Linked DNA regions of Homo sapiens: region 2 is linked to region 1. A link is a loop called in an ENCODE intact Hi-C map of the cell type or tissue named here. Cell type or tissue: PC-9. All regions are shown on one strand.

Evidence for each region. Hi-C counts contacts between places; a loop is a spot of excess contacts. Peaks named below come from ENCODE experiments on the same cell type or tissue, not always from the same donor. Only the 100,000 strongest peaks of a DNase experiment are listed, where the experiment ranks them.
Region 2: a loop joins it to region 1, with 3 times the contacts of the local background. A loop is called at or near these places in 5 of 110 quality-filtered maps.

The regions. Positions count from the first base shown.
Region 1 is chr14:75,879,660-75,887,659 of GRCh38, reverse strand. TTLL5 (tubulin tyrosine ligase like 5) reads right to left here. Exons shown (of 32, transcript NM_015072.5): 30 at 4,758-4,975. Among named protein-coding and RNA genes, the nearest start is that of TGFB3, 98 kb to the left of the region's middle. In PC-9, a CTCF peak has its summit at 3,372; DNase peaks (open chromatin) are centred at 709, 1,609, 2,119 and 3,189; H3K27ac peaks cover 3,070 bases.
Region 2 is chr14:75,828,885-75,836,884 of GRCh38, reverse strand. All of the region lies in intron 28 of TTLL5 (tubulin tyrosine ligase like 5), which reads right to left. Among named protein-coding and RNA genes, the nearest start is that of TGFB3, 150 kb to the left of the region's middle. In PC-9, no CTCF peak of the experiment used is centred here; DNase peaks (open chromatin) are centred at 4,694 and 5,254; H3K4me3 peaks cover 1,528 bases; H3K27ac peaks cover 2,538 bases.

The DNA.
Region 1 (8,000 bases):
AGCACAGCGGGTCATATAAGTTCCAGTTTGAGCTCAGCCACTGAACACCTGCGTACCTTGTTGTACTCATATCCCCACAACTATGCCTCCATCCCTTTATCTTCTACCAAAAACATTTTATAATTACCTACCTTGGAAATGCATAATGTAGAGAAGCCTGTATTAAGGATGAATATGTTATAGATTCAACTATGTTTCTTGAAACTGCACATAATAAAAAGCTGGCAGAACATGGTTAACACACAATATGGTATCTTCTATGCTCACCTCAAGAACTTTTGGACAATTATTAAGTCCTAATTACTTTGCCCTTAAATCTTCTCACTTTAATGACTCATATGTTAAAAAGATATAACATTTTTTAAGCCGGTGTTTATTTTCATATTCTTCTGACATTAATCTCTTAAACATCTTTCATCATACGGCTGACCTCACCACATGTTCAGGTAACATTAATTGGGATTTGGTGCTACCAGGCTACCCAGTCCTGATGGCTTTCCTCCCTGCTAATCCCTGGCAGCCTTAACAGACACCACTGTCCTGGGTGCTGACACAGAACAGTCGTTACCACCAACTTCCACTCAGGTCACCCTGATGAGAATCACCTAAGCCCAGGGTAAAGAAGGTCATCTCAGCTATTTAAGGAAAAGTACTGCAGTTCAGTCTGTGTTTCTTAAACAGTTTTCTTTCTTCAGAGAAGTCTCCCAGGTTACAACATCTTTGGCCCCACCCTTTCAAATTCATTCAGTCTGAGTTTTGCCCTTGTGCCTGGCAAACTTCAATCTCCTCAGGTTTCTTTCTCCATATTTCCTGGAGAGTATGATTCTGGCTCTGAAAAAAGCTCATTTACAAGAGACAGTTCAGATGCATGTAGTTGTTTGTAGGCTGTCGTCCTCAGTTCAGCTGACTGCTTGGAAGAAATACCACAAATAGTTTTGAAAGGAGGATCTGAAGCGGGTACTAAATTATGAAGTGTTGCAAACATTGGAGAAGAAAATCAAGAAAGATTATTGGCACCAGGAAAATGGTAAAAAAAAAAATTTTAAATCATTCCCTTCACAGAACTGACAAATGAGATTTAGCTAAATGAAATACAAGTATATGAATTTGAGAACTACAACAAAGAACTGCTGGGACAAGAGGGGCTGAGGAAAATGGCTTGAAAGCATCAGGATTAAAGAGCAAATGTGCTCATAAAAAAGCTTTCAATGGAATAGACAGAAAACAAGTCATTTTGGTTAATTATTCAGTAGGGACAGTGGGTTTCGTTTTACAGATGGTAAAATGAAACCTTTAGAGGGAAAGCAACTTGAGTATTATCATAAAGAAACAGGACCCCACTGTTCTGATTCTCAACTCCCTTTGCACCAAAATCCAAGTGACATTCCATCTTTAACGTTCTATTCTTCTCTAAACTCAAAACTCAACCCTCTAGGATGTGGAAACTTTGATGCTCTTGGAAATTGCTTCTATATTTGTCTAATGCCAACTTCTGTGCTAGAAGAAGTTTGAAGTTCAACCCAAAAACACAGGGCTTGGCATGGTCAAAAGCTCATTACAACTTCTCATTAGTTGTGTCTCTTGAGGCGACTATGGCATTCCTGAGTGTGACTCAGTATCACCAGTCATAACTGAGGGTTCCTGATTAATCTGAACTGAGCCGGAGTAAAGGCCACAGTAAGATCCAAGCAAATGAAGCAACACATCTTGTAGGAAGAAAGTAAAAAATTTACATGAAAATTTCTTGAAATGCATAATAGTACCTAACACTGATTTAGTATGTATTACATACCAGGCACTGTATTTGTGCTTGACATTCATCAATTCATTTATCTTAATAACCCTATGAGGCAGGTACTATTACTATTCCCATTTTAAAATAGGAAACTGAGTCACAGAGATGTTGAGTAACTTGCTATGCTGGCTAGGAACAAGAATTACTACAGAACAGTGAGAATATATCAACTGATACTCAGGATCCTGATTTCGAGAGCCATGAAAAGCTTCTCTAGATTAAAAAAATTACTTCATCAGTCCAAATAAAGTATGGGGTTTAGTTCATAGTAATGTGCCAATGACAGTTTCCTGGTATGGTACATTCCTCAAATGCCCCATGGCAATGTCAGATGTTAACAATGGAAAAAACACTGGGCAAGTGGTACGTGAGAACTCTCTGATCTCGCTCTGTCACCCAGGCTGGAGTGCAGTGGTACGATCTCGGCTCACTGCAAGCTCTGCCTCCCGGGTTCACACTATTCTCCTGCCTCAGCCGCCCAAGTAGCTGGGACTACAGGCGCCCACCATCATGCACGGCTAATTTTTTTTGTATTTTTAGTAGAGACGGGGTTTCACCATGTTAGTTAGGATGGTCTCGATCTCCCGACCTCTTGATCTGCCCGCCTCGGCTTCCCAAAGTGCTGGGATTACAGGCGTGAGCCACCGCACCTGGCCAGTTTTTTTATTTTAATTAATTAATTATTTTTTTGAGACGGGGTCTTGTTCTGTCACCCAGGCTGGAGTGCAGTGGTGTGATCTCAGCTTACTGCAAGCTCCGCCTCCCAGGTTCACGCCATTCTCCCGCCTCAGCCTCCCGAGTAGCTGGTACCACTCGGGTGCCTGCCAGCATGCCTGGCTAATTTTTTTTTGTATTTTTAGTAGAGACAGGGTTTCACCATGTTGGCCAGGATGGTCTCGATCTCCTGACCTCGTGATCCGCCCACCTCTGCCTCCCAAAGTGCTGGGATTACAGGCGTGAGCCACCACACTTGGCCCAGTTGTTTTTTTTTTTTTAACTTTATCAGGATACTTCATAGGGGGAACTTTTCACTGTTCAGATGAAAAGCCATGCTATTCTTTTTCCTAAAAGTCAGGAGAATATCTGAAAACACTGGGGTCCCCAAAACGCTGTACATTTCACATGTAAGTGAGAGAATGTTCAAGTCTTTATTAGTATTAACTTAGCTTCAGAGACTTGTCCTAGAGTTTTAGAGGCAAATTGGAAACTATTTCCTGGAACAACGCCTCACAGCATGCCTTTTGATACCTGGATTATATTACTTAAATTCTGAAGAAATCTCCGCTTTTTCCCCCCTTCTGTGCATTTTTGATGCTGAGCTGTTTCCGGTTTTCCCACACTCTTGCCTGTCACAAAGAAGAAACCACAAAAATGCTGCAAAGCAAAGTCTGTCCAAAGAGCTGCAATTCCATCTCAGGAGGCTGCAGAGTTCTCCTGCCAGCAGTGAGTTCAGGGCAGTAGCAAGCAGCGTCTTCAAATGTCCAGCCCTGCCGCCTGGGCCCACCTCTCCACCAGCTAGCCACACAGGCCACCAAGGGCCTTCTGAGGGTACTGGCAATAATCAGAGAATCCACAAGGGGCACACTGGCAAATTCAACATTCGCATTTGGCTCAAAAATTTTCCTAGTTAACTACGGGCTTTCCAAATCTGTGAAGGAGAGTGTGGTTTTAGAATGCATATGATGGTGACCAAGGCTTACTGAGCTCTTACCTGGGCCGGGCCTTACTCTATGTACTTCACACATATTAACTCTGTTAACATTTAACAACTGACCTAGGAGGTAGATACTCTTATTGTTTTATTTTTACAAATGGAAACATGAGGAAGCTGAGGCTAGGAGATTAAGTAACTTGTAACCTGCAGAAGGTATCATATTAGTAAAGTGTGGCCTGAGGATGTGAATCCAGGCAGTCTGGCTACAGAGGCTGCAGACCTAAGGATTTGACTCCACTATTTCCAGGGTGAGAAGGCACACATTTCCTATTTTGCTACTGGCATTCAACCACAAACTGCAGCCTTCCTACTGCCCTTTCCTACTACTCCAGAGAGTTCTGCAGTCATTACAATGCCAGCTCTTCCCAGAACAGCGCTTGGTACTTAGTGGGCACTGAATAAATATTTGTTGGATAAATGAATAATGGCAGCAATATAATTAAAACAGCCACAAGGGATTGTTTTCTATCTAAATCCAGAATTTGATTTACCATCCAAGGAGGAAAAAACAGTAATGACTTTTTCTATGTTTTAGGATTCTTCTCACAACTAATATTGATCTTCCGAAGGACAAATGAATGAGAAGCCTCAATGACAGCAAGAGAAATACACAAATGTCTGCGACACAAAAACACAGCAGGCAATGCGTGCCTCTTCCAGACATCTCTAAAAGTTCCCCAAGTTTAAACTGAAGAAGGGCTGCTAGAACCAACGCTCTTCACCAATCTATTTCTAGTTCACTGGCTAAAAAGTGGCTGGAGATACAGTGAAGGATTTTGACTTAACAAAAATTTGACTCAGGAAAGGAAATGTCTTTTTGGTGTAAACAGGTAGACTACAAAAGGTATTAAAAACACTGTTGCTACACAGAGCTTGGTGACTAATGTCAATGAAGTTATATTATCCTCTTAGATGAAATCTCAATCCTGTATCTCCCCTTTCAAATGCCTAAAAGTGAACAAACCAAGGGGAAGCAGGATGTTGAATTTTATATGAAATTGAAAAGATCTGATTCTGCAGGGCCTGTCCCTCCCACAGGGTAAAGCCCTGCCATCTGCTTGTTTCAGTAGTTCCCTGGGTGATTCTAATTTGTAGCCCACGCTGAGAACTAGGGTTAGCCTTTATTTCCCAGCAGGTGTTCTTGTTTCCAGTACTTCAGTACGAACGGTCTTGAAGAGTAATAAATAAAGAGTACTATTAGCTTAGAACTGATAAAACTCAGTAGAAATTGAACAGAAAAAAACTTACTTGGAAGCTTTCTGGGATGTTGCCCTTCTGAGCACTTGTTCGTGGTTGGGTGGGGGTTTGGGAACCAGGGAGGCGCAAGAACTTGGAGGTGGTACCACTTTTTGTGGCAGAGTGGTTGGCTTCTGGCCACTAGCTGTGGCACTGGAAATTCTACAACCTGCACCATTATTCATTGTCCATAAATTGGAGTTAGGTAGTGTCTGGCTGCCAAAGATTGCCTACAAAAAAAAAAGGAAAAAAATGATCGATGGACATCACCTTCACAACCCATTTACTGTATGTAACTAGTCTGTAATCCTGTCAAGGGGCAAAAAGAAAAGGACAACTGTTAATTTTTTTTTTAAGGAAAAACTTCTCTAATGTTGCCAGTGCAGCTCTAGATTCAGAGAAGGGGAATATTTTGAAGCAGATTGTTGAAATGGTCTTGTTGAAAGTACACTGGGCTAGGAATCAGGGCACCTGCGATACTAAGTGTTGGTCCACATGCGTGAATTAGAAAAGCATCTGATCTCTCAGTGTAGTTTCCATCATTGTTAAATTCAACACTTTTTTAATGAATGTCTCTTTCGAGGCGTGAAGTACTAGAAATAGAGCACAGAATAAAATTGTCTTGCAGCTTGACTTGATTCCTGCCCAATCCAAAACTCTGAGCTCCTCTAGAAAGTTTGCAGGCAGGAGGCAAGGGGAGGAGTCAGTGTGGCTAAGGCATGGTGAGCAATACAGAAAGATGAGGTTCCTGCGACAGGAACCATGAGCCAGGCCTGGTTATAATCTTGAGGGCTAGTTTAGAATTCTAGCTAGAAACACTTTGTTGACCTAAAGATTAACATAAGATTTTACATTTGAAAGCGCTTTCAAAGTAAAATTACTATACAAATGCTAGTTACATGAATACAATCGACAAATGGATATTTTTGCTCAGAGGGTAAGCCTATAAATAAAGACCTAAAAATCACCATCTAAACATCACAAATGTCAACATATATAATTAGGATGTAAAAGTATTCTTCCTTCAAGTAGATGCTTAAAAAGTTCTTACAACTTATTTATCTCATTAGAAATGGTCTTTTTGTGTCTCAATTTTGTTACTAGTCTTTCAATACTATTAATACTGCTTTCAACATGCATTGTAAAAACTTTAAATGAGAAATAATATTAAGAGAAAAATAACATCATTGACAAAATACATAGTATTTTTTATTAAAACAATTTCTGGCAATTGATTTCCATTTGTACCTACAACATGTAAAGGACTCATGGTGAGGCAGGATGAAATAATATGAGATGCTCTTAGGAAATATTCATCTTCTAGACAGAGTTTGCTAGTATTATTTTTGCCCTTTATGAATTTTATTTTTTCAGATTTAAAAGATGAACTGGGTAATTTTAGTAAAATGTTCACCAACCCTTCTATATGCATGACATAAAATGTCTCATTTTCAGGAAATGTGTCAAAGGTCGTAGGCTAAGCAGATATGAGAGGGGGATCCAGGGGTCTTGTGTGGAGTAAATGTGTTTCACTGAGATGCTTGACAAAGAACAAAGAGATTTCAGAGGTAAAGGGTCTGAGCATTTTCAGTCAGACCAATCTGACTGAGATGTCCCCAACCTGTGTAAACCACCTGAGGGAGAAAGTGAAGAGCTACAATTTTTCTCCATCTCTGATCCACAGAAGAGGAACAAAGACAAAGCCAGGTTCGGTGGCTAATGCCTGTAATCCTAGCACTTTGGGAGGCTGAGACATGTGGATCACCTGAGCTCAGGAGTTCGAAACCAGCCTGGGCAACATGGCAAAACTCTGTCTTTACAAAAAATACAAAAATTAGCTAGACGTGGTGGTGCCTGCCTGTAGTCCCAGCGACCCAAGAGGCTGAGGTGGGAGAATCCTTTGAGCCAGGGAGGTGAAGGTTGCAAAGGGTGAAGACTGCACCACTGCACTCCAGCCTCGGTGACAGAGCTAGACCCTGTCTCAAAAAAAGCGGGGGGAAGAGGAACAAAGACAGATGCAAGGTCATGGGCAAAGCCAGGAGGGCAGCACTGTTGAGCATGTACACATGGGGAGGTTTCCGGATGGTCCAAGAGAATCAAGGAGCCCTGACCCTGCTAAAGCAGGCCTCCTCAGGACAAGGAACCAAAGCTTCCAGCAGGAGGCAGCCTTCTGGGACAGGGTCTACAACAAACCCTTTCTTTGCAGCTGTTGTTTCCATATTTGAGGGCCTTAAAATCTGTGTGAGAAACTCAATTGGAAGTAAAGAGGGACACAGGAACAGGCTGCCCCAGGCTTCTATTTTCACCACTACATCCTAATAATTGAGGTTAGGTGTAAGGAGTGTTTGGGAAGTGCCTCATTCAAGATGGGAAGAGACCAAAAATCAGAATGAGGGCTGAAGAACAGTTCTACACTGAGCCATCCATAAAGAAATTCCCTGGGTGAGTAGTAGAGGAGGGGATAAAATGTTGTTAGTTAAGAGCTCTTGGAAATCAAAATATTCTTTATTAAATTATATATTTAATGTTGTAAGGGAACTGCCATTGGTAAGAACATCTATTCAATAAATGTTGCCACGGTGACAACTATATTTTCAAATTCATAATTTTTTCCCCCAAAATCTGAAACATGTAAATACAAATGAAATAATGAGTGAAAACAGCAGGTTCAGAACAGTGAGTTTAGTGAGCTCCTATTTTTGTTTTTTTTAAAAAGAATACATACACACCATATATATCTATATATGTATGTACACACACTCTCTCTCTCTCTCTCCTAGTATCTGCACAGAACAATTCTGGAAGTATACACAAAAAACTGGTAGCCTTCAGGGAGAAGAATTGGTTAGCTAGGGGTCAAGGCAGGAGGGAGACTAACTTTTTACTACATGTCATTTGTATCTTTTGAATTTCATACTGCGTGCATATAGTTATTTATTACAAAAATAAACTAATTATTTAAAAGACAAAAGAAGTCTAGTTCCAGTAACATTTAAGCAGGTAATACATTATCTGTGAGTACAAATCAAGATACCCAAGTGAAGCCCAAGTTTTAACCAGCTGGGTATAGGATTCCTATTAGATTGGGCTAAAGAAGGAATTAACTGTTCAACACTGGCTAGAAAAGCAGATTAGGTCATCAATGAAAGGCAGAGAGACCCAGAGTAAATGGAAAAGACATGGCTTGCGGTCAAATGTACCTCAGCTCAAATGTAGGCCTTGTCACTTACAAAGTGGGTGATCTTTTCAAGTTAA
Region 2 (8,000 bases), 51 kb after region 1:
CTAACACAGCACAATTTAGGGCATATTTTCATGATGGTCTATCACTGGATTACAACACATCTCTTCATTAAAGTCTTGGGAAAGAGGCTTCAACTTTTCTGTGTTGAGAAAACTTCACAGGTGTGTAAAGTTTGATCAGTATGTATAATATATTTGATTACATATATTTTATTTTTATTTTTCATTTTTTTGCATACATAGCAGGTGTATATACTTATGGGTTATATGAGATATTTTGATAAAGGCATGCAATGTGTAATAATCACATCAGGGTAAATGCAGTATCTATCCATCACCCCAAGCATTTATCCTTTGTGTTACATACAGTCCAATTACACTCTTTTAGTTACTTAAAAATGTATAATTAAATTATTTTTGACTACAGTCACCTTGGTATGCTAGCAAATACTAGGTCTTACTCATTCTATTTTTTTTTTGTATCCATTAACCATCCCCACTTCCCCCTGTCACCCCTAACCCCCATTACCCTTCCCAATCTCTGGTAACCAGCATTCTACTCTTTATCTCCACAAGTTCAATTATTTTGATTTTTGGCTCCCACAAGTAAGTGAGAACATGCAAAATTTGTCTTTCTGTGCCTGGCTTATCTCACTTAACATAATGACCTCCAGTTCCATCATGTTGTTGCAAATGACAGGATCTCATTCCTTTTGTGACTGAACAGTACTCTACTATGTGTATGTATCACATTTTCTTCATCTACTCATCTGATGATGAATACTTAGGTTGCTTCCAAATCTTAGCTATTGTGAACAGTGCAGCAACAAACACAGGAGTGCACATATCTCTTCAATATACTGCTTTCCCTTCTTCTGGGCAGATACCTAGGAGTGGGACTGCTGGGTTGTATGGTAGCTCTATTTTTAGTTTTTTGAGGAATCTCCAAACTGTTCTCCATAGTGGTAGTACTAATTACATTCCAACTAGCAGTGTAGGAGCCTTCACTATGCTCCACATCCTCGCCAGCATCATTACTTGTCTTTTGGATATAAGCCATTTTAACTGGGGTGAGATGGTATCTCACTGAAGTTTTGATTTGCATTTCTCTGATGATCAATGATGCTGAGTATTTTTCATATACTTGTTTGCCATTTATATGCCTTCTTTTGACAAATGTCTGTTCAGGTCTTCTGCCTATTTTTAATTGGATTATTAGTTTTTTTCCTACAGAGTTGTTTGAATTCCTTACATATTCTGATTATTAATCTCTTATCAGATGGTTAGTTTGCAAATATTTTCTCCCTTCTGTGGGTTTAACTACATATTTTAATACAACATAATGGTTCTCTTTGTCAGATGAAATGTTGAGCTGGTTGGCTCCTGTCACATGGTATAGAGCAGAGTCCATTTGCAATACACAAGAAGAGAAGCATAACATCAACCTGGTGACAAATAGAGATTGTGTGTTTACTACAGTCTGAAGAAACTTTGTCCTGTGAGTATATTAGAGTCTAATGAGGGCAATAAATAAATAGCAATACTCAAAACAGCCACATGGTCCTGAAGGATGACTGAATGAGGAGTATAACTATAGACACCTAATGGACACTGGGAGACAATGCTCTACTTTAATATTGATTCCACCAGGTGAAATTTACTGGGTTGAGTATTGTCTTGCATCTTTTGATCCCTTCAACTGTGTTGATCAAAGTTCTTGTATGTGGAAGTGTGTTGCAAAGACATGAAGAATGACAACTGCTGCCATAGCAGGTTTTTGGCCAGCTGAGTGCTAGGGTACCTTACTAGAGGAAGTCAAAGCTCAAATTGTTTTGTTTGTTTGTTTGTTTGTTTGTTTGGAGACAGGGTCTCACTCTGTTGCCCAGGTTGGAGTTAAGTGACACAATCATGATTCACTGCAGCCTCAACCTCCTGGGCTCAAGCAATCCTCCCACCTCAGCCTCCTGAGTAGCTGGAACTACAGGCACATGCTACCATGCCCGGCTAATATTTGAAATTTTTTGTAGAGATGAGGGTCTCACTATACTGCCCAGGCTGGTCTCAAACTCCTGGGCTCAAGTGATTCTCCTGCCTCAGCTTCCTTAAGTGCTGGGATTACAGGTGTGAGCCACTGTGCCCAGCCCAAAGCGCAAGTTCTAATGATGGTAAGCATGCTGAATTGTGGTTCTTGTTAAAGGAAAAAGTCCTGACCTAATCCATCTACAGAATAAAAAAGTTCTTTTTAAATGATGGTGTGTGACTTCTTGTAGTAGGCTAAAGAACTGCCCAGGTAGAAGTCCGGTCTGTGAATTTTGGGCATAGGTATGTATTTAGACTGCCTGGGATGGCAGGGAGTAAAAAATATACAGAGTAAGGGGTAGAACTGGGCTAGATCCACAATGGTAAAAAGTGTTTGCCAAATAAGAATGGGAAAGGGAAGGGGAAAGACAGTGAAAACATGAAAACATAGGTATAAAGATGCAGAAATGTTTTTTAAAAACTCCCTTGATTTCTTCATTTCACACTGATTAAAAGGGCTGACAATGGGATAAAATCCCTTTAACATGGCATACCAAGCACTTTAACTTTTCAACTTTCCCACTTTATCCTCAACCACATACTCCCCTACTTGAATGTGATGCTCCCACAACACTGCACTTCAGGTATGCTCTTCCATACCTCCCTGCCTTTGCACAAATCTCCGCCATTTTCATCTAGTAAAAAACCAATAATTCACTCTCTGCAAAATCAATCCTGGTTTTCCTCTGATTTAGCTTGTTCCTCTAGGCCCCACATGCCTTTTACTAGCATGTTTTTTGTACTGTGACTTATTCTTCACAGTGATGATTTCTTCCCTACTGGACTAACCATTGAGACAGTGAGTTCATCATTACTGGTCTTTGTACACTCAGAGCCTGGTAACATTTTGGTCATGTAATGTCTGTTGAATGAAAAATGAATGAATAAATGAACATGCCTCTATCTGGGATAATAGCATACTTCACCTAAAGAAAGGAAACTCAAACAAATAACCCTTTGAGGAGTCAGAGAGATCAAATGGAAAATTTATCAGGCAGAGAACTAGAAGCCCTGGATTCCACTCCTTACTTTATCACTAGGTAAGCATGAGAATTTGCACACTCTACTTCATTTCTCTGGGTCTCCATTTTTAACATTTCTAATGTATGGGTATGGGTAAGGGTAGATGACATAGAAATGTTTACATGGATTCCCACTTACTGGGCACGTACTCTATGGCAGGCATTATATATAGTAAAAGTGCTTTTCTTATGCCATTTAGTTTTCATTTGCTCCTGAGAACATCCCTAGGAAGTAGGCATTTATTCTCTATTTTAGAGATAAGAATATTAAGTTCAAAGAACTTGCCCTAGGCAAAATAGCTAGTGAGTGGCTAAAAAAAGAAGGAATCCAAATTGGTCTGCCTCTTAACTACATGCTTTCAAACATTAGGTCATAACACTTACATGGAAGATCTTCGATATTTTAAAATAAAAAAAATTGGGAGCTTCTCAGGCCATATGATAGTCCCAAAATGTGGCAGCACTTATTTATCCTATTCTTCTCTGAGAAGGAGCTGCCTTCAGATGCTGGGGACTGGGTGACAGGAGGGTGAAGATGTACCGAACAGCAGAGTCTTGAAATATGAAACAGCCTTTCTGGATGAAAGGTCAGAACTCAGAGAACGAAAGAAAATGCAGGATGAAATGATATGAAAGAGGGAGGAGGCTAGGGGATGGCCTGGCAGAAAAATAAGCACAGGGAGAGGAACGCAGGAAGTGAGGCTGAGAGGTGCTGATAAGGGCATGGGGCTTGGCTGAGGAGAATGATGAAGGCACCTGGTGTTCCTGATGGGCAGAGCTGCGGGAGGCAGGTGGCCACGCTGAGGAGACTGGCCCACCAGTACAGCAATTCCCGCTGAAACTGGGAACTGGATGGACAAGCCTGCTGCCCTAAGAACAGAGGTGGTTAAAAGAGAGAGCTCAGCCTGGGCCTGATAGGAGAAGAAGGGAGACTTAAGAAAACAACCACCCCACAGCTCCAAAAGGAGGAGCTTGCAGACTGAAAGAGAAGCGATGACAGACAGTGCCTGGAATGGACCGTTTAATGCTTTAAACCTGTGCCAAACTAACTGAGTAACGTGAGACTAAACTGGTGATTTACCTCAATTCTGGGAGAGATTAGTCTTTGTACATCGGCAGCAGAAACAAACATTACTATTTTATAGTGATGAGTGTTATTAGTACTGAAAAGACCCAATCATGTGTAATACTTTACAGTTTACAAAGCACGTTCACATATGGGATCTCATCGAATTCCCATGACAATCCAGGCATCACTTTCCACATAGCAAAATTAGGCTTTGGTTTTGTCAAATGATTTGCCCCAAGTCAGGTGGACCTGTGGCTGGCACCTAGGTCTTCCCATTCCTGGTCCAGAAATAAAATGTAGCTTACATCTCAGGAAAGAAAGAAAAGACAGTTAACTACACAAAAGAACATACACTAAACTCCGAGAGTGGAGTTCAGAGGAAGCAGCAAATTTGGGGGCAATTGGGAAAGGCTTCAGGTGACTGTAGACTGGATAGGAGAAAGGGATTACTAAGAAGGCAGGGAAAGCACAGAGGCTGGGCCTTAAAGGTGTATTCTACCTCCCCAGCCCTTCTCCTCCAGCATAGCAGCTGCAAGTGCAATCATTTAACAAATATTTATTGTTGACATTGTGCTCAATGCCAAGGAGCCAATGGTGAGCAAGAAGTTTACTCTGAGACCAGCAGTATCCGGGTTACTTGCTGTGGGGGTGGGGGTGTGTGTCATCTGTTCTTTCGTAAAAAGGGAGAAGTTCTAGCCTCAAGAGTGACACCCCAATCTATCACAGAAATGTAGGACCTCCAGTTTTTCAAACTGTACTATGTTCCCAAAACAGAAGAGGACTCTACCCCTCCGTTGGCAAGTGATCAGAAACGGACAGAGCTGAAAACAGGGCATTAAAGTGGCTATTTCATATCAGAGTCATAGTAAAAAGCAAAAGCCAAAAGCCAAAAGGGTTGTGTTTAGTTCCTTACTCCACAATTTTATATTTGCCCTCCCAACAGCCAAGCTCCATTGTGTATACTATGCACACACAGTAAAGAAAAAATGTGATATGGGAACACAGGGAGAGTCTGCAAAGTGCTGAAACAGCATACCTGGCAGCTGCTAAAACAAAACTTCAAAGATTTGGCGTCTCTGAAAAGCCATCAGGCAGGACCCCACCCACTCCCCCTGCTAGCCACGGCTTCCCTGGGAGCTAGTACACGTAACCACTTCCGCATGTTTGGCTCTGTTCCCCAGAGTTACAGCAGCTCTAGAAGCCATGTCAGAACCTCCAGCCAGGCAGGTGGGGGTGGCGGTGGCTGTGGGCAGTAGAGGGAGGGTAGAGAAGCAAGACTCCCCCAACATCTAGCCATGGACACATCTCAGAAAATAAAAAGATAATGCTGGGATCTGCTTTAAAAACCCCTTCCTCTCAGTTGGCCTAGCTCTGATAGGTTAAATACTAGTTACACTGAAGCTCTGATCTTGTGAGATTCCCAAGGCATTAGAATATTCCCCTTCCAGGACCACAAATTAGTTCAAGAACAGCATCTGTAGTAAATCTCCAGATCTAAACAAAAGAAGCTCAAGACCTACAGAAGATCCTAAGAGGATATCAACAATGTACCTTTCTTAGAAACTCATTCCTTTTTACTTTTTATTTCACTAACCAAGTTTGAGTCTTTATTACATCTTCTGGGTCAACTATCCAGTCCTGAGCTGTCCAATATGGTAGTCATGAGCCACGTAAGCTCGTTTTGAGCTTTTGACTTGTGGCTTTTATGACTGAGAAACTGAAATTTTCATTTTATTTAATTTTAATTAAAACTTAAATATACACATGTGGCTCGTGGCTACCATACTGGACATCATGGTGAATTATATCTCTCAGGAGCATGATTCCAATAGATGAAAGGCATTAAGGATGAGAAATCCTAATAAGATCTGCTTGGGACATCAGGGAAGGTTGCAGGAAGACTGCAATAAACTGAGCCCTGTGTGAGAACAGGATATCCATTCACTCATGCTTTTACTCAATATTTGTACATCAATAAGTTCCTACTGCTTACCAAGGCACTGGGATACAATAATGAATAAGACAACATACACTTAAGTGAAAGAGTGATAGAAAGTAAACAGTAAACAAATAGAATAAGTGCTACAGAATGGCATAAGTGAGGATGTGGTGATGGGAAAATATACAAGGCTTATATATTTGTGTTCCAAAATATTATCTTTCATGTTTCATTAATTATTTTAATGAAAAAATAAAAACTGTATATATTTATGGTATACACCATGATGTTTTGGAATATGTTATACATTGTGGGATGGCTAAATTGAGCTAATTAACACATGCTTTACCTTACATATTTTTGTGTGTGCTGAGAAGAGTTAAAATCTACTCTCTTAGTGATTTTCAAGTATATAATACATTGTTATTAATTATAGTCACCATGTTGTACAATAATAGGCTTACTTTTGATCTGTTGACTTGGCTGACACTGAACTTATGAAGAAGAATGCAAGTGGTAAGGTGGACTGGACCCAGATGCAGGTGCTCACTTTGGAAATCAGGCCACAATTTTTGTTTTTGTTTTTGTTTTTCACATTGTGGTGTGTTGGATCCTTTTCCTTCTTCTTGAAAAAATTTGTTTTAATTATCCAAGTGACCAAAATGTCAATACAGGAAATATTTAGAATACAGAAAACAAATTAGAAAGACTCAGACTTGAGAGGTAGAAGCCTAATTATGCTATATCCCCAACAATTTATCCTTAGCAATACAGCCAATATCTCACTATTTCTCTAACTTTTCTACTATTTCTCATTTAGTTGTGAACTTGGAAGAAAGGAGAATGATTAATGATACTTCCTAATTCCCCCACACCAACTTCTAGGCTTTTATATGAACTAAAAAATCTCCTTTACGGATATGCCAGCTTGATTTCAGTTTCTATCACTTGAAACTCCAAGTGTTTTGACTAATACATTATTTCTGACACACTGTCTGAGCCAGACTGGCTCCCACTTACTGTCCCTGCAAATACCTTAAATATCTTGCACATTATCTTCTTTTTTGTTCCATTTCTTAACCTATCCGTAGCCTATACACCTGGGACTGAATTTACACCCTACCTTAAACTCTTCCTCTGCAGAACCTTATATTTTCACCCAAGTCTTTAGTATCTTTTTTGAATTGTGAACTCATCTGAACCCATATGCTCTTTTAAAATCACTCGCTTTCTGTGTTACATGAAAAAAAAAAAAAAAGTAAATGTATAGGACAGTATTACTCAACCTGAGGATGGCAAGAATGAAGACCTTTATGATGATTCACTTCTGCTTAATGAATAGTAAATGTATTTCTCTTCCTTATGATTTTCTCAATAAATTTTTTTATTCTCTAGCTTACTTTTTAGTAAGAATACAGTATATAATACATACATTATATACCATATGTGTTAATTACTGTTTATCCATAAGGCTTCTGGTCAATAATGAGCTATTACTAAGAGTATGGATTACAATTCTTTGATCCTCTCAGATTCTCACATAGTGCCAAGCACCAAATATATGTGCAATTATCTCTTAAGTGATGAATATCAGCCTGTTGGCCTATCCAAGCCCCATCTACCCTTCCAGGTTCAACTCACACCTTTTCTTTTCCATGAAGTTTTCGCCAGCTTCTCCAGCCAGAGTGATAAATTTCTCCTCGGAACTCTCACCACTTAAGAAAAGGTTTTCATCTTCCTATTCAATAATTAAGCACATATTGCTTTATAGTACTTGCATTAGTAAATTTTATGATCAGTAATTTTCCTTCTTGAGGACAGGGATTTGTCTGATACCTCCTTCAGGGCCCAGTCTCTCACACTGAGGAGATATTCAGTAATTTTACATGTTAACTTTTTGAGGATAACATTACTGTAACAACTATCAGATGAA